Linked DNA regions of Homo sapiens: region 1 is linked to region 2. Evidence: read pairs that join two places in POLR2A ChIA-PET (ENCODE). Cell type or tissue: Panc1. All regions are shown on one strand. Each heading gives the region's core, and the rest is flanking DNA. Links, peaks and the distances in the headings are about the cores only. Region 1 has its middle 57 kb from the start of LINC00862. Region 2 has its middle 12 kb from the start of ZNF281.

Evidence for each region. Peaks named below come from ENCODE experiments on the same cell type or tissue, not always from the same donor. Only the 100,000 strongest peaks of a DNase experiment are listed, where the experiment ranks them.
Region 1: POLR2A ChIA-PET joins it to region 2 with 10 read pairs; 12 of 35 experiments call an interaction of 5 or more read pairs at or near these places.

The regions. Positions count from the first base shown.
Region 1 is chr1:200,310,635-200,322,961 of GRCh38, reverse strand. No RefSeq gene overlaps it. Among named protein-coding and RNA genes, the nearest start is that of LINC00862, 57 kb to the left of the region's middle. In Panc1, for the core only: no CTCF peak of the experiment used is centred there; no DNase peak of the experiment used is centred there.
Region 2 is chr1:200,391,854-200,404,180 of GRCh38, reverse strand. No RefSeq gene overlaps it. Among named protein-coding and RNA genes, the nearest start is that of ZNF281, 12 kb to the left of the region's middle. In Panc1, for the core only: no CTCF peak of the experiment used is centred there; no DNase peak of the experiment used is centred there; H3K27ac peaks cover 2,180 bases.

The DNA of each region.
Region 1 (12,327 bases), core at 2,713-10,712, 82 kb after region 2:
TTGCAATTTAGATGCTTCTAACATGAGCACTCTATCTTGAACTTCATGGTTAGAAGCAGCAGGGATTCATTGAATTATTAATGAAATGACTGGTTCACTCAAGGAACTCTAGTTCTGCAAGTTAAGAAATTTAAATAAGAAATGAGTTGGAGGAATTAGAATTTGGAGACCTGCTTGGAAGCAACAGATGAAAGATGAAAGGAAGGATACAAATAGCAAGTGGAGATCAAGGAATCCTGTGGTAGGTCTGCAAAGGCCTCAGCACACTTCAGAGTCCTCTCTTTTTGCTTCCTTCCTCTCGTTTAGAACAAGGACTAAAAATTGCCTTCAAAGAAAAGGAAAGGAAGGTGGAGAGTTGGGGTGGGATTGAGACCATGGGGGAAGATGAGGGAGGTGGTATAATTTAGAATCTTTTTTTTTTTTTTTTTTGAGATGGAGTCTCTCTCTGTCTCCCAGGCTGGAGTGCAGTGGCATGAGTTTGGCTCACTGCAACCTCCCCTTCCCAGATTCAAGTGATTCTACTGCCTCAGCCTCCCAAGTAGCTGGGACTACAGGCCCAGCTAATTTTTGTATTTTTAGTAGAGACGGGGTTTCATCGTGTTAGCCAGGATGGTCTCAATCTCCTGACCTCATGATCCACCCACCTCAGCCTCCCAAAGTGCTGGGATTACAGGCATGAGCCACCGCACCTGGCGTTTGAATCTTTACAATCATAAGCTCTAGAGATAACTACTAGGATTTGAATATTGACTCTTACCTTGATAATTTTATGTCCTTGGACAGAGTTACTATGATTAATTTCATCATCCATAAATTATTATGCTAAATTGTGAGGATTAAATGAGATAATATATGTGATATGACTAGCACAGTCCTCAGAACATAGTAAAAATCTCAGTCAAAATTAGCTTCCATGAAGAACAGTTGTTGAGCTCCATACAGAGTAGTGTATCATTACTACTCATGTTACCATGAATAACATTTGTTGAGCTCCCTACATAGTAATGTATCGTGTACTTTAAACACATTACCTAGGTCGGTTGCAGTGGCTCACACCTGTAATTCCAGCACTTTGGGAGGTTGAAGCAGGAGGATTGCTTGAGCCCAGGAGTTGGAGACCAGCCTGGGCAACATAGGAAGACCCCTCATCTCTACAAAAAATACAAAAGTTAGCAGGTATTGTGGCACATGCCTGTAGTCCCAGCTACTTGGGAGGCTGAGGTGGGAAGATTCATTGAGCTTGGGAGGTCAAGGCTGCAGTGAGCCATAATCGTGCCACTGCACTCCAGCCTGGGCGACAGAGTGGGACCCTGTTTCAAATAAATAAAATTAATGTATTAGCTAATTTCATACAATGGACTAGATATTTCCATCATAAATGGAGGAAACTGAGGCTCAGGGATTCCATAATTTGCCTTGTTGGCTGGTGAGAGGTACACTAGAATTTATGTTCCCATAAGCCTGGCTGCATTTGATGGCTCTTCCACCACCCCAGGCTGCTTTGTCTGAACCGCTCCTGTATCCCCAGAGCCTAGAACGCTGCCTACCACTCAGGCGCCCACCAAGTATGTGTTGGCTGACTGCATGAATGCTTCCTGTCTCTTCTCACCATGACGGTTCTTTTGTTCAGTGTGTTGGGCATTTGAGTATCTGGCCCGCAGTGTCGGACACTGCACTCATTAGTATGCTGCTTCTTCTCTTTAAGCCTTTGTTTGTGTGTTGCCAATCCCCTGGCTAGACGGGGAATTCTCGGGCCAGGATTGCCTTGTATTCACTAATGCAGGGGACTAAGCTCCAGCATGTTGGAGCCCAGAAAGCACTTTCCAGAAAAAGATTCTTTAGAACATCCAAGGATGGAGTATCCTGACTTTTTTTTTCTTTTAAACATTCAGATATCAAATGCACACTTGGCTAGCTAATCTGTCTTAACTAGGATCAAATGTATGAAACTGTCTTCACACTGGCAGCTGAGCCAAAAACGAATATTTGGCATGCTTAAAACAACCGTTGCCTGCTTTTGTTTTTGAAGGCTGTATATTTCAGCAGAAAGAGAGCTGGACTTGGGGCATGAGTCACTTAACTTCTTGGGCTCTCCTTCCTTCCTTCCTTCCTTCCTTCTTTATTTATTTATTTATTTATTTATTTATTTATTTATTTATTTATTTATTTATTGAGACAGAGTTTTGCTCTTGTTGCCCAGGCTGGTGTACAATGGCGTGATCTCGGCTTGCTGCGACCTCTGCCTCCTGGGTTCAAGCGATTCTCCTACCTCAGCCTTCCAAGTAGCTGGAATTACAGGCATGCACCACCATGCTTGTCTAATTTTGTATTTTTAGTAGAGACGGGATTTCTCTATGTTTGTCAGGCTGGTCTCGAACTCCTGACCTCAGGTGATCTGCCTGCCTCGGCCTCCCAAAGTGCTGGGATTACAGGCGTGAGCCACCATGCCTGGACTTCCTTCCTCATTTATAAAGCCAGGGTGATAATGTATGCTCCAGTAACCCAAAGCTTGGTGAGGTCAGAAGATACAGACTATTTTAAAGGCATTTTTGTAGTGTACCATTAAATTAAAAAGGATCATCTATAGAGCTTATTGGTGGTGAGATTATGGGTGATTTTTTCTTCTCAGTTTAGCCTATATGTATTTCCTAATTTTGATATTATGAACTTTTTTCCCACTTTGCTTGAGTTACTAAAAGTCATTTAAGATTCCCGGTAGAAAGACTGTGGGCTGGGTGCAGTGGCTCATCCCTGTAATCCCAAGGCTTTGGGAGGCTGAAGCAGGAGGATCACTTGAAGCCAGGAGCTATGTTCCTTGGGCAACATAGCAAGATTCCATCTCTACAAAAAATAAAAATTAAATTAGCCAGGCATGTTGGCACACGCCTATAGTTCTAGCTACTTGGGAGGGTGAGATGGGAGGATTGCTTGAGCCCATGAATTCGAGGTTGCAGGGAGCTATAATTGCACCATGCACTCCAGCCTAGGTGACAGAGCAAGACCCTGTCTCTAAAATAAAATAAAATAAAAAAAGAAAAGGTTGTGACTTACGCTTTGATATTTTAGTTGACATTTCAGGGTCATTTTGGCAAATATCTGATATTGTACAATTGATATATCTAAGTGACAGTGTAATTAATATGAGAGAATGATTACTGCTGATTTTTAGGGACTGTAGTTTACCTGTTACAGTCTGATAAGGAGGTTTGGTTTCTCCTCCAGCCTAGCTTCTGGTATGCAGCTGGGGGTAGAACAGGCCTGGACAGTTTTGCCCGTGAAAAACTAAGGTCCTTGTGATTCTACCCCTCTCCAGACTCTTGTTAGTATCAAGAGAGATAATCAAAATTAAACACAACTGTAAGTTCACTTTTAAGCATGGATAAATGCTACACAGGACTACAACAAATTCAAGAGTAGGAAGATGTGATCTGTGACCTTTAATGTTTTTAGGGAGTTTCTCAGGTTCTCCTCAGTTTGGCCTGTCCCAGTTTATGCTTTTTCTTCCAAAGGTGGGGCTTTTAAAATTACTGAGGAATAACACCTACTCATTGTTCTTTCTGGTGATTATTCAGAGTCACACGTTCAAGTATCACACTGACACTGCCTTTTATGATGGCTTGGCTGCTTTGTTTGACTTCTGTGGACCTGAATCATCCTAGCAGTTGAGACTGAAAAGTGCAAGTCTCAGCTGAGGTCCCAGCTTCAGTGGAGGTTTCTTCTGCCCACACCATATTTGTCACCAACTATTCCTATTTAATTCCATGGTCTTGGAATGTTTTTTCCCATATACACTTCTAGAGATAATTTTAAAGATTATGGGCAGCGGGCAAGTTGGCTCACACCTGTAATCCCAGCACTTTGGGATATCGAGGAGGGAGGATTTCTTGAGCCTAGGAGTTTGAGACTAGCCTGGGCAACATGGTGAAACCCCATCTCTATAAAAAGTTCAAAAAGTAGCTGGACGTGGTGGCACATGCTTGTAGTTCCAGCTACTCAGAAGGCTGAAGTGGGAGGATTGCTCGAGCCTAGGAGGTCAACAGTGTAGTAAGCTGTGTCCGTGCCACTGCTCTCCTGCCTGGGTGACAGAGAGAGACCCTGTCTCAAGAAAAATGTACTCTTTTGCACAAGTTTTAGTGTACATTTAACATTTTTCATAAATTTAAATATCAGATTTTGAAAATCGATAATAAATCTTTAATATCTTTTGTTTAAGGATTCTCAACCAGGAGTGATTTTGCTCCCCAGGAGACATTAGGCAAAGTCTTGTGGTCACAGCTGTGTGTGTGTGTGTGTGTGTGTGTGTGCGCATCTGCGTGCAGAGATCAAGGATACTGGTCAAGATCCTATAATGCACTAGACAGCAAACTATAACACAAATTATCCAGCCCCAAATGTCAACAGTGCTGAGGCTAAGAAACTGATTTAAATGTGTCCAGAGGAATATGAATATCATGGGATTTTGCACTTATCAGGGCCAATTTAAAAAATACATAACCTGGGGCCGGGCATGGTGGCTCAAGTCTGTCTTCCCAGAACTTTGGGAGGCTGAGGCGGGTGGATCACCTGAGGTTGGGAGTTTGAGACCAGCCTGACCAACATGGAGAAACCCCATCTCTATTAAAAATACAAAATTAACCGGGTGTGGTGGTGCATGCCTGTAATCCCAGCTATTCGGGAGGCTGAGGCAGAAGAATTGCTTGAACTTGGGAGGCCAAGGTTGCGGTGACCTGAGATCGTGCCATTGCACCTTAGCTGGGGCGATGAGGGCAAAACTGTCTCAAAAATAAATAAATAAATAAATAAATAAGAATAAAAATAAAAAAATAAAAAAATTACACGACTCTTCCATAGCATTGTTCCTTTTTTTCCTTGGAACTGTATTTCCATTCTCTTTCCCTCATAGAATTTTACCTTGATGAAATTCATCCTTATGCTTGAAAGCCCTTATTAACTACCACGTAATTCTCTGCTACAAAACTAGGTATATAAATTGAAATTTCTTTTCAAATATCCTATAAGGTTCTAAATGTTAACATTTTTCCTCTGTATTGAGGTAGCACTGGAAATTGATCAAAACACCATATATATATTACAACCTATTTGATACATTTGATAGATGAGTTTTAAACACAAAAATCTTTTGGTTGAAATGCATCTCTTAACGGGATGAATTGGGGAGGGAATTTCAGGGACCTGGTACATAGGCTTTGGGTGAAGTGGAGGTTTATATTTTCTCAGGTGGATCAATTTTAGAAAAAGATTTTGAAATGCATTTCCTTAAAACTATTTGTGCCCACGTACCCTCTGGAAAGTCTTCGTGTACCCACAGAGATACTCACATATCAGCCTGATTTGGCTCTCTTTGGTTTCTGAGTAACTTAGCAACGCTTTTCTTTTAATGATTCAGACAGTTTTGCATGCAGCTAATGCATGTTAAAGAAAGCTAAGCCAGTGTATATTATAAATACTTTATAAGTCAAGCAAGTAGAATTTCTCACAGGAGTCATAATTACAGTGGAGGCGGCATACCATTGTAGTGAGAGTTCTGGAGTCAGGCACAGTATTTGTTCCTGTTCTTCATCACTACTGGCTCTTTGACTTGGGGCAAATGATTACCTGCTCTGGTCTGTAGCTTTCTCACCTATGATAAACAGGGGTCAATAATAGATTCCTCAACTGGTTATTGTAAGATTCAAATGAGTCATGCATACAAAGCACTTAGTACAGTGAGTGCCCAACATATCCTAAGCACTCAATAAATACTAGCTGTTGTTATCTTTAGACATTATAGGGTTTATCTCAAGGGATGGGCACTAGAAAAGCAATGGAATAGGCATTTCAGTCCTTTTTCTTATATCATGGCTCTTTTTTGCACAATTTACTGTACCCAACTTCCCTGATGTTATGGACAGCAGTGGGTCTTTGATATTCCCATTGATCATGAGCTCTGGAAGCCCAAGGCTGTAAGGCTGCTGCAAGGCACCTGCTCCCAACAGCAATGTGCTCTCATTTTCTGGTCAGCCTCACAAGGACAAACGTAAACTCTTGAACACCTGGGAGAGTGAGCCTCTGAATGCCTGAAGTTATTTTTAATATTCTCAGAATGCTGTCTGGGAGTTGCATGATGTAGATGAACGGCACTCATTTGAGGTCTCCTATAGGGTCACTTGGACAAAACATGTAAAGGCATGACTTCAAGTAACTGGACCAAAGTACCTTAATCCTTGTATCGACAACCATCCTATTGGGTTACACAGTTTTAATCCCAGAGGAGTTGTCTCTTGACATTAAACTGTCCAAACAGTATTTATATCTGCGGCTGCCCTGCAAGATCACTTAACCCTGCACAGCCGTTTAAAAGTAGTTAATGACAGAACCGGCATGACTTGCCCCTTATGAATGATCACATAAGTTCGACCTGTGCTGTCATGGTTTATGGAGGAGGCAGTTTGTCCATAGCCTGCTTCAACCACAGCAGGTAATTTGAAATGAAATGAGACAGTTTCTACAAGCAGATTGATTTGGGAATCTTGCCTGTTCTTCCCTTTGACCCTTGACAAGTTGACACTACAAAGATTGTGACTTTAAAAAATGATTGGGTGCAAATACATTTAGGTAGATGATTTACTGTGTGCTGAAGCAAGGACAGTGCGTTTAGAGCGATGCTGTGAGGGAAGGTAATTGTAAACTTTAACAACTCATGTTTTATGTTTCTGTATCTTATTAATTATCCTACTAGGTGAATCCACTGATAATCCTTGATCAAGTAGTTTATATTCCTGGTAAGAGACCAGAGACCCAATTTCAGGATTAAGAGATATAGCATTTATGATAAACTTATTAAAAGTTACAGATTCAGTTAGTTATTTTGGCCGTAAATCACAGCTTGTATATAAGGATAAGAAGTCGCGATCTCTTTCATGGATTCTGTTCTTTTTCTTTTTCTTTTTCTTTTGGTTTTCCTAAATATAGTTGAACATATACAGGAGAAAAACATTGTGATTAAAAAGATAATCAGCTTGATTTTTGATAACCAAAGAGTTACCAGGGATATCTGAAAAAAAAAGAAATTCCCAACTATGAATTCACACATGTTATTTTCTAATTTAGATTTTCACACCAAATAATATGTAATAAGTAAACACGTATTTTCCATATTATTTCTATTCTATTCTTCTGGTGCAGTTTTTCTTAGAAGTGAGGTTTTGTCATGAATTGGTGCTACCATAAGTAGAATTTTAAAATTGACTGTCTTCCAAAACAAAAATAAAAAAGACAGTAAGGTAATTTTTAAAAAACTGTTTCCTTAGTTCACAGTGATATAATATTTATGCTGAGATTGTTTTAAATGAACTCTGTGATAGAATTGTTGATTTATTAATATTTGGATTTGGGTTGATGTTCCTTTTACATTTGCTGTAGGAAATACCCACGACATGAGGTTTGTAAGCTTTTGTGTTTTTCTCTATTCTAACCACTCTGCTTGAAATATAATTTGAAGATGCTAGTAAAAAATATAACAAATTCCCTATTGGTCTCCGTTTAAATTATTTACTACCCTTTTGAGCCATATCTTCATTGAACTATGTTAAAAGTATTTTGCTGTAATGTTTCTTTATGTTGTCCATCGGGTTTAATAGACGTGCCATTTAATAAGCTCTCTACCTGTAAGGCTAGACTATTTGACCTCTATGCCCTGCCACTGGTAGACATAGTATAAGATTGCTTTGTGAAATAAAGCTGTCGGTAACATCACCAAAATAAAAAATGATCGTATTCCAATACTCTCTGCTGAGTACTATGACAGCACTGAAATATGGAATAAAATTGAAAGTAGATTAGTTTTGGGTTTTAAGTCATGTTTTGACAAGAAATAAGAGAGGAGAACATATCTTTGAACTTTTAGTTTTAAAGTTTTTTAATGAAAATATTTATCATTTTGTAAGGTTCCTTCTTTCTTTATCACATCTAGGCTGTATAACCTTAAAACAATTCGTTCTCTTATTGTGAGGGATATAAATACTCTTCTATCTTTATATTAAATATCATAAAGGAGACACGCACAGTGAGAGACGGCTTGACACTTACAAGTTAAAAATTGTCACACTAATAAAAAAGCTTATTGAAGAGGTTGGAAAATCAGTCATTAATAAGCTATATATTTTTAGGGTATGTAAAGCATGTAAATACTGTAGACAAGCAGGCTGCTTTTGCTGTATTTTTTGCTCACTTTTTGGAATGGTTTGAATCTGAAGAGGAAGAATAAATATGTCAGAGTGGAGAAAGCCTTGCTGGTGATTGCTTTCAACCTAAAGGAATTTGAAAATTGCTGCGACGTGCAGATTGTGAAATTATTTCTTTTGCCTCTGTGGTTACATATTAATCAGCTGAAATCATGACAAATAAATGGCATTGATGGCCCACAGGGAGTGTGGGTTGAGTACAGTAACCCTTCCCTCCAGGAGTTTGCAAACATCCTATGTCACCAAATGGGAGATTGTGGAGCTCTTAAAAATGCAGTGCCTTCTTCCCTTCATTGCATATGCGGAGTGATTACACAGGGGGCAGGTTAAACCACACTCCTTGTTCATCTCAGAATGAACTTTTCTTTCTTCATATTCTTTCCCTTTAAAACACAGGATACAAATTCTCTGCACAGGTCACTGGGCTGCCCTTGCTTTCTCCAGTGTGTTCAGGGGCCCTCAGCCCATAGGGGCAAAGCTCACTGACGGGAGCCTTCTAACCCTGGTGTCATTTTAAAAAATTGAAATTGACCCCCCACCCCGCTCTCCACCAATAAATGTGAATTACATGATAGCATGGGGCTATAACTTTGGTCAGACCCTTATGAAATGCTGTTTTTAGTCATGAAAAGAGCCATTGTCTTAATCTTAAATTTTTCATATTAAGAAATTTAAAAAATAAATGGAAAAAAGCAAAGGTTGTATTGGCTAAAGTTTCTGGAAAAAAATTTTCTTACAAGATTTCAAACAATCTCTCCTATGATATTTTAAAATGTACAAAGGGAAAAAAATTAAAAATTAGAGGAATATTAAATATAGCTATGTTTCTTAGCTGAAGTGTATACCAAAAGTGTGATGGAGGTCCTGTAATATCACCCCTTAATTTGTTCCGTTACATGGTTTTAACCTTGACTTTGCTAAATAATCTCTTTAAACAGGACAATGAATTACTGTGGTCATTAGGTTGGTGTCATTTGTCATGATCGGTGTAGGCTTGACTCCTGAATATAGAAGGTTGTTAAATAACTATATAATTATCAATGATCCAGGCCAAATTTACATGTGTGTTTTATTCATGTTTTTTTTTTTTTTTTGGTCAAGTGTCAAGCTCCAGGAAGGGCCCTGAACATCTCGAGAGGGTGAAAGAGTGTGCTACAGACTTTTAGAGGACTGGGGGTGGCCATGTCCTAAGAAACACGTTCTTGGCCAGTGGAGATTTCTGAGAAGAGATCAAGGCTAGGCAAGGAAGGGAGTGTGCATAAGGGTAGGGAAAGGTAGCAGAATTGGAGGTGAGATAAAATTTTGGCATTTGAGAAGAGAAGAGAGAAGGGAAGTATTGGTAGAAAATTAACAGTAATTATAACACAGGGAAGGGACTTGGAAGGCATTCCATTTTGAAGTAGGTGAGGGGATAGAGTTTTCACAGTGGCATTCTGTATGTCAGCCTGGGGTTCAAGAACCAGGTCTGCCAGATCATAGCTGTGATACTTTTGGCAAACCTTCTTAGTGTCAGAGTTTTAATTTGTAAAATGGAGATAAAACTGAGGTGGCTTCCCTGGAAGTGAATTCAATAAACTACTTGAAAGTGCCTAGCATGGTTGCCAACACACAGCAACTATCCAATCAGTACTGGTGGCCTTTTCTCCCCTCTTCATTCTGAAATGAGGATGTCAACCTCTTCCTTCTTTCAGATTTTATGAACCTGAAGATGTCCATTCTATTCTTGTGAAAGGGAGTATTCTAGAAGTTTTTTTCACCTTCACTAAACCAAAAATTCTTATTCTAGTTTCAATTACTCCAGTTATTTGGTTTAAGAAATCCAGACTAGAACCTAGTGTCAATGAATTTTAGAGATAATTTGCATTGTGGTTTTGTAATTAACATTGATTAATATTACAAGAGAATATGGGAGATGAGATGAATAAGTTTCTCACTTGGGCTCTTGTTTATTTATTCATTTATCTATTTGTTTATGCATTTGGTCATTCTCGAAAGATTCAATTTGATAGAAAAAGAAGGTTTCCTGAAGCAATATGTTGCAATAAGATCTTTGCTCTCAAGTAATTTAAAATCTAGTAAAGAAGAAAAAGATGCCTACAAAAAGTTTAAGCCTGGTGGCAAAGGAAAAAGAATATGGTCAGGAGGGTTATGCAGAAACATTGAAGTGACCATTGAGAAGTTGCCATCTTTGAGACGCAGGATGGAGGTGAGCGTTCTGTGATAGGAATGAGGACCAGGAGAGCTGTGAAGGATGTTCCAATTATTGTGGGGAGCACTGTCCTGAGAGGCACCCTCCAGGGCAAGAGTGCCAATACATCATGCCAGCAACAGATGGAGTTACAGGGTGCATGGGGTTAATCTCAGCCATAGCCTGTGGGATGTTTGCCGTGCTGTGACTTACTTTTGAGGTGTCATTTGGACGTTACTAACCTCATGATGATCTCTAAGTGCAGAAACAGGGAGAGGGTTAAAAGTTCTAGTAAGAGAAGGCAGATGACACCAGTGAAAATAAAAGTAGCGTATTTTTCTAAAACGATGAACAAGGACATACGCCACACATGGTTAAGGGATGAGTCCTCACTTGGGCCGTAAGCTCAATGCAGCACAAGGTTCAGGATACGAACTCAAGAGATTTAACATCACCATTATTTTAGAAGCCTTTAATTTCTTTCCCTTTCTTCTTTTCTTTTTCTTTTTTTTCAGGGTCTCACTCTGTTGCCCAGATTGGAGTGCAGTGTTGCGATCTCAGCTTACCGCAATCTCCACCTCCCAGGCTCAAGCGATTCTCCTGCCTCAGCCTCCCAAGTAGCTAGGATTACGGTGCACGCCACCATGCCTGGCTAGTTTTTGTATTTTTAGTAGAGACGGGGTTTCACCATGTGAGCCAGGCTGGTCTCGACCTCTTGACCTCAGGTGATACACCCGCTTTGGCCTCCCAAAGTCCTGGGATTACAGATGTGAGCCACCGTGCCCCGCCGAAGCCTTTAATTTCTTTGAGAATCTTCTTTATCACTGTTAAAGTCAGAGGACAATAATAATAATTGTAACACTACATATATGTGTTCACTGTGTGCCAGGCACTGTTTGATGTAATTTATATATATATAAACTCATTTAAACTTCATAACAACTCTATAAGGTAAGATATTATTACCCGTATTATAGATGAGAAAACTGAGGTGCAGAGAACTTGTGTAACATGCCTGTGGTCATCCAGTAAGTGAACTAAGATTCTAAATCAGGAAGTCTGTTGTAAGAGTCCATGATTCTTATGAAGCCTGGAATGAAGCATTGTTTTGTAATTTACTCATTTACTCATTCAACCAACCAACTAACCAACCAACACATTTATTGAGTTTGTACTACATGCTAGTTACTCAGCAAGACATCAGAGCAAGAGTGGGGACCAAAAGCAGATGCTACCTTCATGAAACTTATAGATAAATCAGAGAGATAGATATTATTCAAATAATAACGTCAGTAATGATAAAATTTCAATATGAGCAAGAGGTGCAAGGTGCTAAGAAAGCTCACAATAGAGAAATTGGGCCTAGTAAGAAAAAACTTCCTTGAGAAAATAGTATCTGAAGCTGGGATCTGAAAGATGAGTAAGAGTTAACCAACTAAATGGGAGCAGAATTTGTGCTTTACAGCCCTTGTGACAAGAGGGAGAGTTGAGGCTGAGGAACTGAAAGAAGGTCATTTTGATACTAGGAAGAGATGAATGCTACACGAAGTCAAACCATGTAGGAAGAGTTTGTGGGCTATGGAAAGGAATTTATTGTTTGTCTCAAGATCAATAGAAAGCAATTGAAATATTTTCGATGTGGGAAGGGTGGCATGGTTTGGGTTTCACATCACTCCTCTTGCTGCAACATGGAAAATGGATTTGAGATAGACCTGGGGTGGATGCAGAGAGCTGGGCTATGGGCCAACTGCATGAACTCTGGTGAGATATGATGGAGTTCAAACCAGAGGGTGACAGTGGAGGTGGGGAGAAATAGACAAATCCAAGAGATACGTGGCATGCAAAATCCACAAAGCTTGTTGATGGGTTAGATGTGGGGAGACGCAGATGGCCCCT
Region 2 (12,327 bases), core at 1,893-9,892:
TGGTTTTAGGTGCATCCTTTTTTGCCTCAAAAATGTTGTAATATCCTGTGGCACCAGTTTTGGGAAAAAAAACTTTTTACTTAAAAAGTTGTAATAAAGTGACAGTATGATTTAGATTACAACAGTCTTGAGCATTTTAGTTAGGATGAAGGTATTATTAAATCAGCAATGTTTTAAAATGTTGAGAGTATAAGTATTAGAAGGAAAGAGCTAAACCTATAAATAATGGAGATGCAGAAACTGAAAATTAGTAAATATGTAATATATTAGTAAACTTATAAGTATGAAGGGAAAAAGTAGATCATAAGACATTTGTGTTTTGAAATTTAGTGGCTACAGTGTTGAGGAATTGGGAATAAATATATTAAAGGGTAGAATAGGTCTTTGAGGCTTTGTTTTCTTTTTAGTATATGATAGTATTACAGGAAATCATAAAGATATTAAGTATAAGCATGGATTTCTCTGTAGAGATTATCTGTACTGGCGAGTCTGTGATTAGGAAATGTCAGTTTTTGTTTGTTTTGCCCAAGTGTATTTCCTAGATTTGGTCTTTTTCTTGAACAAGAGTGCTAAGCAGAATCTCTGATTCTATATTGAAATCCAATTTTTGATTTCTTTGCACAGGTGACTTATTCTCTATTCTAGATTAGCCCTAACAGATTGATTTTTTTTTTTAACCCATCCACCTGCCTTTATTTCTTCTGTGGAATGTCTGTCTCTGAATATGATCATTTTAAAATTAAGGTTTTTTTTTACTTTTAAGAAGTTAAGGTATGAAGTAGGAAACAATGCTTTTGGATTTCTGTTGTGCTACTGGAAATTCAGAATAAGGACTACCATAATTTAGCAATTGCTGGTCAGTATTTTTGAGGTAATTTAAAAATGGGAACAGTGGAAAAACATCTATAATTTTTAGCATGTTTTTAAAAAGTTGCAAACTGATACAAATATTTCTACTTTAGTTTTCCGTATTATGCTCATCAGATGAGAGAGGCAAAAGTTTGTATTCATTCCTGTCATCTGGCATTTTGTAATTACTTGCCATTAGTAGCATTTAAGCCTGAACTGGGTGACAGTTTGAGCAATATGGCTTCATGAGGTCACATGGAATTTTTACCTTCCAAATTCATAGGCTCTTGTTAAGCAGAAGAACTTCCCTCACCAAAAATAGTTTCTGAACTTCTACTTTTAGGGTAAAACATACCTGAAGACTATCATTTTCTGAGTTTTATGGTCTTTGTGTTTTCTATGATACATACTGATAGGATTTCATTTTTAAAATGTGATGCAAGACTCCTTTGTTAGTGCTATGATAGGATCCATGCATCATGTTGCGTGAGGTTATGATGGTAATGTTCCATGAATATTTTGTTATGGGATCCCTCCTGGTATTTAAGAAGAGGGATCTGTGGTGGTTTACCAATCTGCTTGTACCCTCCATGAAATGATAAACAGTTACTGATAGTGAGGGAAAATATTGTATTCTCGTTATTTTTTTATATCCTTGGTAACATTTAAAATGAACATTAGGATGAACACAGCATCTTAGAATTCTGTTATCTTATGCTTGACTGTATTTGAGTGTGACTAATTTAAATAGACTATATTTAAATTCTTTATGAATCTTTGGCTTACTTATACAAGTCCAGCGTAACATTTTTTTTGGGTCACAGACTCTGGGCACCCGATATAAATTGATGGCCCCCCGCCCCCTGTACGTTAGCAGAGATATATCAACAAATGAAAATGTGCAAGCCAGTCTACATGCTCACAAGACCTCCTCCAACTTTCAAATAAATTCTTAGTTATGGACCCTAGGTTAAGAATTTAGAAGACATCCTAAATATTGAAATTTTATTGTATAGATAAGTAGGAAGTTAAAACCTAAGAAAATCATCAAATATTAGGGGTGCTTCTGAATTGATTTATCTGCAGTTTAACTACTTAGCATTTATGGAAGGCAGTTTACAAAAAGCCATAGAGGTTTATGATAAGCTGGTCAAGTAATTAGTTGAATAGATTTTATAATTCTTTGCACTTCTCATCTGATAATAACTACCGTATAGGTAGTAGACTTGACAGTAGTTCAGTATTTTCTGTTAACAGAGTTGTGTTTATAACAATTACAGTCAACTACTGTGGTTCTTCAGTTGCACAGAGTAGCTTTTGGCAAAAGTGAAAAAACCTACAACCAACCTACATCTTTTTACCTAGGAGGAATAATATTGAGTTCTTAATAACAGACTATACTTCATTATAGCCTGTGTGTGTGACTAGCTAGGTTGAAATGTACTGTGCATGATAAGCCTTGTAAAGCAAGTTATATGTTGAAATTAGTATCTTTGGAAGTGTAGATAGATAGCTGGAGAAAAATGTAATGATTTGGAGCTTGTACTCCAGAGGGGAAAATGTATTTCCCGTGTTTATAGAGAATAGAAGAATAATGGGCAGGGGTTGAATGTAAAGGGAATTAAGGGATATCTTAGAATGGAGAAGAAAAGGAATAGATTTTGAAGGAAAATAGCATACACATTCCGTACTCAGTCACATTTGGAAAATAGGGAATATAAAATTTACTCCAATATTAACTGTTAAAAGGGTAAAGAGGATCTTTAGTTGGAAAACTGTTCTGATTTTGTTGTTCTTTCAGTTCAGACTTATTTCAGTACTTTGGTTTGTTATGAACTTTAGAACTATTGTGGAGCAATTAATAAATAACTCTTAACAGACAACTGTGGTGAATTTCTGTTTACATGTCCAGTCTAGGAAAAAGATGGCTAATCTTTGTGTTTATGTATTAAATCTTTTCTTTGGTAACTCATAAAATCACACAGTTTCCATCGGTTGTTAAGAATTTTAAATAACTTTTTTCTTACTAAAACAATTGGCAGTCAAAATTGTTATATGTGATCAAATGGATATGAACAGAATTTAGGAATTAAGACCAAAGCTCTGAATCCACATTCTTTACCCACCAAAAAATAAATGTACAAATACAGTGTACAAAGGCATGTTGTGTTACGACAAAGGAAAAGTGTGAGTGGTTATAAAAAGTTGGAAACCCTTAATTATTTTTTTGTTTTGCTTTGAAAAATGTTTGCAATTTTAACTTGTGACTAGTTCATTTCTTTATTCTACGTTAGATAAGAATCTTATAAGCATTATCTATTGGAAAGTTAAAGTTTTAAATGGGAGCTAAAGTTTTAAATACTGAGTTTTGGAATAAATACAGTTTTTAAAGTCGAAGTGACATTTTTTAGATTAATTTCTAAAGAGTGGATTGCAAAATTGAATGACAAGATCAGCAGTGTAACTATTTTATGTTTGTGCATAAACTAAGCTCTTCCTACGAGGAAGCCAAGTGCAAACATTTGAAAGAGAGTTCCTTCTTTTTGGAGGATAATGAGAACTGTAAATGGGTATCATTGTGGGTCTCCATGAATAGACAACCCATGACCTTCATCAGTTTAGTGGTGGAACTGGAAAGAGCTTTTCTAAGACTTGCAGTTTTTTACTTTGTGGTCCAAAACAGTAAAAGTGCCTAGTATAGGTTAGAAAGCTGACTGAAATGAGACCTGAAGTTTTCATCTTGCAAGTGGGTAAGGTATAGGGATAAAAATTGTGAAAATATTTGCATTTAATAGACCCAATATGTAAATTTTCTTTTTAAAAATTTATTATTATTTTTATACCCCAGGCCATGGCAGATTTATTCTTTTTTTCTTTTTCTTTTTTCTAATATGTACATTTTATTCAGTCAAGCACATTAGAAAACTGAGCAAGATTTCGTAGCACTGCATAAATGCATTAAATCACTTTAAAACTTGATCTTGTACTGCTTTCACTTTTGTTGTAAGTAGCCTTACAATGAGCAAATTAAAATTGTGTTACTATAATATGTTAAGGATTATGTTGTTTGTAAGGTAAATTACTGAGGAATTTTATTCCTTTGGATTTGGGGGGACAGCTGTAGAAGGTCCAAATGTTTAATTTCTTTTTTATGATGTCCACTAAGATATCATACACATTTCTATACTCAGTCACATTTGGAGTAGTTTGCTGTGTATTTCTTTTTATGAGTGTTTATGTTGGTAATTTGATCTCTTAAAGGTTTAGTTTAGAAAGTTTGCAAGGGTAATTAGAAACTATTACACTAACTTTTAAAATTGCCTCTTGTTTTTAGTAAGTAAAAAATTAGGTTATGACAACACTTAACATAGATTGTCTAGGTTTAGTTGAAAAAGTATAAAAAAAAACCTATGATTGTTGAACATGCCGTAAAAAACAAAATATTAAAACTTGTGACAGATTTGTCTTTGGAAGGGAAGGAATGACTGTTGTGTAAGGACAAAGTGAAAAAGGTTCTAAGGAGATTAATATTAATGGGAATGTTTACCGTGGCCATATACTTAAAGACCTTAAACATTTGAATTAGATTTGGAAGACTGGTACCAATGGCCAACTGATAATGGGTTCCTATGGGGTACTGCCGGTGAGTTATAGGAATGTATATGAAGGCAAAACTAAAATGTGATTTGGGAAGATTTTCCAGAGTGGCCTGATAGAAAGAATAGAACATTACAGTTTTTCATTTTGTTCACTTTGATTTTATTAAACCTCTAAAACAAATTGATATTTGAGAAGGAGAGACAAGGGTATGTAAAGGATATAATGATATTTTTCCTAATAATGCTAGTGTACGTGTCCTATAGAAAGGAGAAGAGGTAGTATTTAGGAAAAGATGAGAGAAAAAGGAGTGTCTTGCTTAGTAGCTTTTTTATGATAACATTGAAAGTTTCTCTCTTGAAACTTGAAATTTTGAAGTACTGTAATTCAGTATGGGTGAGTATCTTAATTTGGAAAAAAACCACTAAGCTGACTTGTAATACAAAGTAAATGGTAACATTTTCATTCATAGCTAAATATTAAGTAGCAGAAAAGAATTGTCATGGAAATCATTTTTTGCTTTTAAACTTTCAATTCATCTATATATGTAAATAAAGTCTTAATGCAAGCAAAATTTTACAGAAATAGTTATGTAATTATGAAGTAATTTCAGGACTTCCCATGACATTTAATGATGGAAACTATTTTTCTGATTTCCAAACCAAAACTAACATGCATCTTATAATTTAATAAGAAATGATCACCCGATTATATTCAGTCATATACTCACCTGAACCAATACTCCATCTGGAACTAGAATACAAAAATACTTTGAATGGTCTGAAAGTACTATTTGTTAAAAATGTTCAGTACTGAAATATCAGTTGGAATTTTGCCAGGTGAATGTGAGAGCAGAAATTCAATATATGTATAGAATTGCCTTTCATAAGGCAGTTATTTTGTTTATAAGCCATGTATAGTTATTTAGATGATCAAGTTTATCTGTACTAAACTTGATCATCTAAATAACTGCATGGCTGATCAAGTTTAATACAGATAAACTTTATCATCTAAATAACTGCATGGCTTATAAAGTATACATGTATTTGTGTTTTAATAAAATGTTCAGAACACAAATTACTGGTGGCTGAATATATAAAATACACTTTGAGAGGAATACTAGCAAGAGCAGATGGTGGGGACATTGCTTTGCAATAAATAAGATTAATGTGTTTAGAGCTATTAAGATTGTGAAGAGAAAGGCAAGAAGTTTAGCCTATCAATAGGAAGCACACCAGTGCCTGAACCTGACTTGAGTTTTGAAAAAGCTCATTTCTTAAAAACATTCTTAGAAAATTGGGCTTCACGGAATAGATATGTTTGGAAATCTTGGTTCACATATGTATAAGGAATATCCAGTTTCTCCCTGTTTTCAAGAATAGCCACTTCACATCTTTTAGGTGGCTCTCAAATGTCGGACAGGAGCAGTTGTTAGGGTTTTTCAAATGTAAGTCAGAACTGTTGTTTGGAGAAAACTGAATTTTTTCATTTCGTAAGATTATAATTTCTAGAAATATCTATTAAAAGGTGGAAATTACATTAAAGATAGTAAGTATATTGTGAGTATGTGAAATGAATTTTAGAAATGATCACCTCTGTATTATTTTAATAGAGTGGAACAAAAATGTTTTAAATGGTTCTTACTTTGGAAATGGATATCTTAAAAATTCTGATATTGCCACCATTTGTTCTACAAAACTGAAGCATATTAAGAGCTGGAGTTTATAAATAAATCTGTTTTAATCATATTTTCTTTTATAAATACAGCATCACTTGATTTTAAATTAGGGATGAAAAAGATGTTTAGATAATTTTACAGTTTTACTTTACAGATTTGATTTACAATTGTCTTTTGTAATAAAAGTGGGTTTCTTTTTTTTTTTTTTTTTCTGAGATGGAGCCTTGCTCATTGCCCAGGTTGGAGTGCAGTGGCATGATCTCCACTTGCTGCAACCTCTGCCTCCCAGGTTCAAGCAATTCTTCTGCCTCAGCCTCCTGAGTAGCTGGGATTACGGGCGCCGGCTACCACACCTGACTAATTTTTGTATTTTTTTAGTAGAGATGGGGTTTCACCATGTTGGCCAGGCTGGTCTTGAACTCACCTCAGGTGATCTGCCCACCTTGGCCTCCCAAAATGCTGGGATTACAGGCGTGAGCCACCGCACCCGGCCTGTCCTTTTTTTTTTTTTTTTTTTTAAGTGGAGGTGGGGTTTTTCTGTGTTGGCCAGGCTGGTCTCGAACTCCTGACCTCAAGTGACCCTCCCGCCTCGGCCTCCCAAAGTGCTGGGATTCAAGAGTGAGCCACCGTGCCTGGCCAAGAATTGCCTTTTGTAATAAAAATAAATTAAGCATTTTACTGTTACCAGAGGTAAGTAAACATAATTTATAACTTGGAAATGAATGACGTTCAGGGCTCTTCTTGATTTTAGTCCCAATTACATTATTATCCAAATTGAAACTTGATGGACAGCTGCCTGGTCTTGCACTTACTTGGAATGTATTCTCTCTTCCATTTAGCTACTTTCAATCTTATGATTTTCAACTGCTCCTAATCTACCAGCTATCAAATTCAGAAGTTATGTATGTGTTACATTAAGTATTAAGTGTTGTTGAAGCAGAATGACTGTGGAAAAGAAAACATTTCATAATCTATTGAAATCTGATACATTAGTCATTAGTATATTGTATTTATTATATGGCCATTAGAGATAAAGCTAAATATATATATTTTGATATTATTTCAGTATATCACCTCCAAAACAAAGCTAAAATATACATAGATGACTGTTACATTATGAAAAAGGTGCTATGTGAATATAAGATTGTTTAGTACTGGGACTTTCAGATTCGTCGTTCCATAAAGTATTCCTTGGATCTTATCAGCCTTAGAAGCTGAAAGAAAAGCAATACAGAGAGATGGCATGCACTTTTCATTAACAAACAATTCATCTCATTAGTCCTCTGCTGCTCTGATTTGCATCTCAGTGCAAAGTTGTTTAGGTCCTACCTGAATGCCCTCTTTGGTTGTCTAGGGCCTGGCTATGAAAGTGGACCAGCATCACTTAGGAGTATGTTAAATATGCAGTCTCAGCCTCACCCTAGGTCTTCTGAATGAGAACCTTCATTTTAGCAAGATGCCCCGGATACATTAGAATTTGAGAAGCACTGTGTTAAAACTCTTTCACTTATGCTCCAACACTCTCCTTGGCCTTCCTTTCTCCTCTCTCATCAAAATCCATTCACTTCCCATAGGACCCTAATTCAAAATTCACTGGTTTAGTTTTATAAAAACTAATCCACTGAGCAAATACCTGGGTGCCCATTATGTGCCAGCATTAGTCTAGGTAATAAAGGTGAAAAGAACAAAATGGAATGTCCTTAAATTCTAATGGAGGAGCTGAGTGAACAAATACATCATATAATGTGGGTCAGGGTTAAATGCTAGGCAGAAAAAGGGACCAGAAAATGATAGCGAGATGTGTGCTTATTCAGATAGGGAAGTCCTGGAAGGGGTAACATTAGAGCAAAGACACAAAGGACATAGGAAAGTGAATCTGGGGGAGGAGATTTTAGGGTGCTGATATCCAACCATGAGTATTTTAAAAAAATTATTATCATTACATTTTTTTTTTTTTTTTGAGATGGAGTCTTTCTCTGTCACCCAGGCTGGAGTGCAGTGCAGTGGCACAATCTAGGCTCACTACAACCTGCGCCTCCCAGGTTCAAGCGATTCTCATGCCTCAGCCTCCAGAGTAGCTGGGATTACAGGTGTGTGCCACCACGGCCAGCTAATTTTTGTATTTTTAGTAGAGACGGGGTTTCATCATGTTGGCCAGTCTGGTCTCAAAACTCCTGACCTAAGGTGATCTGCCAGCCTCAGCCTCCCAAAGTGCTGGGATTATAGGTGTGAGCCACTGTGTCTGGCCTATAATTACTGTTGTATGTCATAGTTCACAAGTCCCTTGCGTGCTATAAATGAGAGTATTTTCATGTCACTGGTGAAGAACAGGCTCAGGAAGGGAAGAGATCTGCTCTTGCCTAACATACCACCGGTAAAATTGGTGAAACCCCTTAGTGATTTCAAATCTTGTGGGTTTTTTTTTTTTTTAAACTACTACTGCATTATGCCTTCTTTATTCAGAAGTCTTGAGGCCTTACAGAAAGAACCATGTAGAAAGTTTTATAGTTAGACCTAATTTAAAATCTTGGCTTTGGCATTGAATAGAAGTAAAATTACTTCATTTTCCTGAAGCTGAACTTCCTCATCTGTAAAGTAGTGCTTGTAAGCACCCATCACATGGAGCAAGGGCTCATAACAGATCAGTATTTAACCTTTCCAGGGAATGCATGCGCACTTTAACAAGGGTCTTGTACGGGTAAAGACACCACACGAGTAACTAAATCAGTGGTTCTCAGCTGGGAGCAGTTTTGCTCCCAGGGTACATTGAGCAGTATCTGGAGACATTTTTGTTGTCACAACTTGGAACCAGACTGTGTGCTACTGGCATCTAATGGGGAGAGACCAAGGATGTTGCTAGCCATGCCACAATGCCCAGAACAGCCCCTCATCACAAAGAATTATGCAGCTTATCAGGTTTTAAGGAGCCCCAGCCCTCCTACCCTCCTGGGCCTGACCAGCTATACTGCTCCGTCTCCCCCAGCCACACACCCCATCAAGTGTACTGCACAAGGACCCCCACCCAGGGGCCCTGCACCGTGAAATGAGGTGAAATACCAACTGTGGACCAAACGCAATAAAACCTCTGTTTTTAGGAACAAACAAAGAACTATGCAGCCTAGAATGTCAGTAATGCCGAGGTAGGGAAACTCTGCTTTAAAAGATATGCCACTATTGAAATAGTTGGGGGACACATAGAGGTCTCACTTTTGGAATATTTAGGTAACCTGACCAGTCACTCTAAGAAATAAATACAAGGCTAGGTGTGATTAAAGATGGGCAATTTTTAGTGAGAAGCTTTTTTAAAAAAACTTACTGTGCCTATCTGATTCAATTATTTAAGCTTGCTGGATTCCCACTTTTATTTTTTATTCTTTTATCTGACAAGTACATTAATTTAAGGAATTTACTACTGCTTCTTAAATTCTAAGTTAAAATTCACTAATGGAGGCCGGGCGTGGTGGCTCACGCCTGTAATCCCAGCACTTTGGGAGGCCGAGGCAGGTGGATCACATGGTCAGGAGTTCAAGAGCAGCCTGGCTAAGATGGTGAAACCTGTCTCTACTAAAAAAAATACAAAAATTAGCCGGGCGTGGTGGTGGGCGCCTGTAATCCCAGCTACTCGGGAGGCTGAGGCAGGGAATTGCCCGAACCTGGGAGGCGGAGGTTGCAGTGAGCTGATATCGTGCCACTGCACTCCAACCTGGGCGACAGAGAGAGACTCCGTCTCAAAAAAAAAAAAAAATTCACTAATGGAGTGTTAGAAGCATCAGTAGGTTTTACTCAAATCTCTAATAAACCTGGTATATACTGGATAATTTCTGGCTTAATTATGACGACAGATTTAGGATTACTATGTGGTATTTAGGGTTTGAGATCCGCCTAATTTCCTTCATGAGGACAAATCTATTTGCAGTTAACTAAAACTCCTTAGTTATGTTAATTTCATATTTATAGTTAACATTTAAAAATTAAATTAGTCATGCAGCCAGATGTGGCACACACCTGTAGTCTCAGCTACTCTGGAGGCTGAGATGGGAACATTCCTTGAGTCCAGGAGCTTGAGGCACTATAATTGCACCTGTATGAATAGCCACTGTACTCCAACCTGGGCAACATAGTGAGACCCCATTTCTAAATAAATAATAGTCAAGGTAGGGGTATCTAATCATCAAATCCCTCTTTTGTTCCAGTATTCTTTTTTTTTTTTTTTTTTTTTTTTTTTTGAGACGGAGTCTCTGTCACCCAGGCTGGAATGCAGTGACATGATCTTGACACATTGTAACTTCCACCTCCCAGGTTCAAGCGATTCTCCCACCTCAGCCTTCCAGGTAGATGGGATTACAGATGTGCACCACCACACATGGCTAATTTTTATATTTTTAGTAGAGACAGTGTTCCACCATGTTGACCAGGCTGGTCTCGAACTCTGGGCCTCAAGTGATCCTCCTGCCTCAGCCTCCCAAAGTGCTGGGATTACAGACGTGAGACACTGCACTCTCTTTTCTTTAAAACAGAAATCTCGGCCAGGCGCACACCTGTAATCCCAGCACTTTGGGAGGCCAAGGTGGGTGGATCATCCAAGGTCAGGAGTTCAAGACCAGCCTGGCCAACATGATGGAACCCTGCCTCTATAAAAAATGCAAAAATTAGCTGGGCATGGTGGCAGGCACCTGTAGTCCTAGCTACTCAGGAGGCTGAGGCGGGAGAATCGCTTGAACCTGGCAGGCAGAGGTTGCAGTGAGCCGAGATTGCGCCCCTGCACTACAGCCTGGGTGACAGAACCAGACTCTGTTTCAAAAAAAAAAAAAAAATCTCAGCCATGTGCCATGGCTCACGCCTGTAATCCTAGCACTTTGGGAGGCTGAGGCGGGTGGATCTCTTGAGCCCAGGAGTTCGAGACTAGCCTGGGCAACCTGGCAAAACCCCGTCTCCACAAAAAATACAAAAATTAACCAGGTGTGGTGGTGCGCGCCTGTGGTCCCAGCTACTCCAGAGGCAGAGGTGGGAGGATCGCTTGAGCCTGGGAGGCAGAGGTTGCAGTTAGCTGAGATTGCGTCACTGCACTCCAGCCTGGGGGACAAAGTGAGACCCTGTCTTGAAAGAAAAAGAAATCTCCCTGACTTCCTGAAAGACAGATCTTATTTTGTATTCATTATCTGAGTAACATCTTTATGTGGCATACAAGTGTGGCAGAGTGAATGAGTAACAATTACTGCTTCACATCAGTAGGAACTACTGGTAAAGGCGGAGGAGGGAGGAGCCCTGTTCCATTGTTAAAAGTGGTTTATATGTAAGTTGAAACTCTAGTCCATTGATTGGAATGCTGGGTTTTGGAGCTGCATAAACAGAGCCCCCTGATTGTTGTATGCCCTATAATATGGGAATGAATGTACTAACATATAAAACATAATTCCTGAGGAACCTGGCATTGCTTATGAACGTTCCACAGGCTGCTTGTGGGAATTGTATATTATCATTTGTTGAACACCTACTTCGTCAGAGTGTTTTTGGGCTTTGCCTCATTTGATTCTGACAAATTGAAAGGCAGGGTAATATTAATCTCATTTTACAGATGAACAAATTGGGTTAGGAAAATTCCACCAGAGAAGCACTGGAAATAATAGAGCTAGAATGCAAATGTAGGATTGGTTTGAGATCCCTGAGGCTTCCCACTGTGTTCAAGATCCAGCCTGGCACCAAGTTTCAGCATCATGGTCTCGAAAGAGCTCAAGCCCAGGGGTCCCGCAGTTTAAGTTCTAGTCCTGACTCCAGGACTTTGGAGCTACATGATTCTGAAGAAACTGCTAAACCTTTCTTGGCCACCTCTTTCATAAACATAAAGTGGATATAAAAAATACTTGCCTGCCTCATTCTCAGGACTGCTGAGCAGAGAACAGGAAAATGCCCTGTATTAGGTAAAGATCTATAGCCCAAGGAATCCTAACCTGCCTGTGTTACATAAAAGAGGGCGACTGGCAGAACTGGGCTAACTGAATGTCTAGGAGTGAAGGTTTTCTATTTTTACTCATTGTTTTTTTAATGGAATCTTCTCATGTCCTATTTGTGATTCCTCAGTTAAGCAGTGTTGATGCTGTTGGCTCAGCTGTTTGCAGTTTTCAATGAGTATAGTTTGTAATGCTAATGTTTGGAATTTGCATACTGGGAAAGTTGGGGTGTTTTGCAGAATGCAAATTTTATAA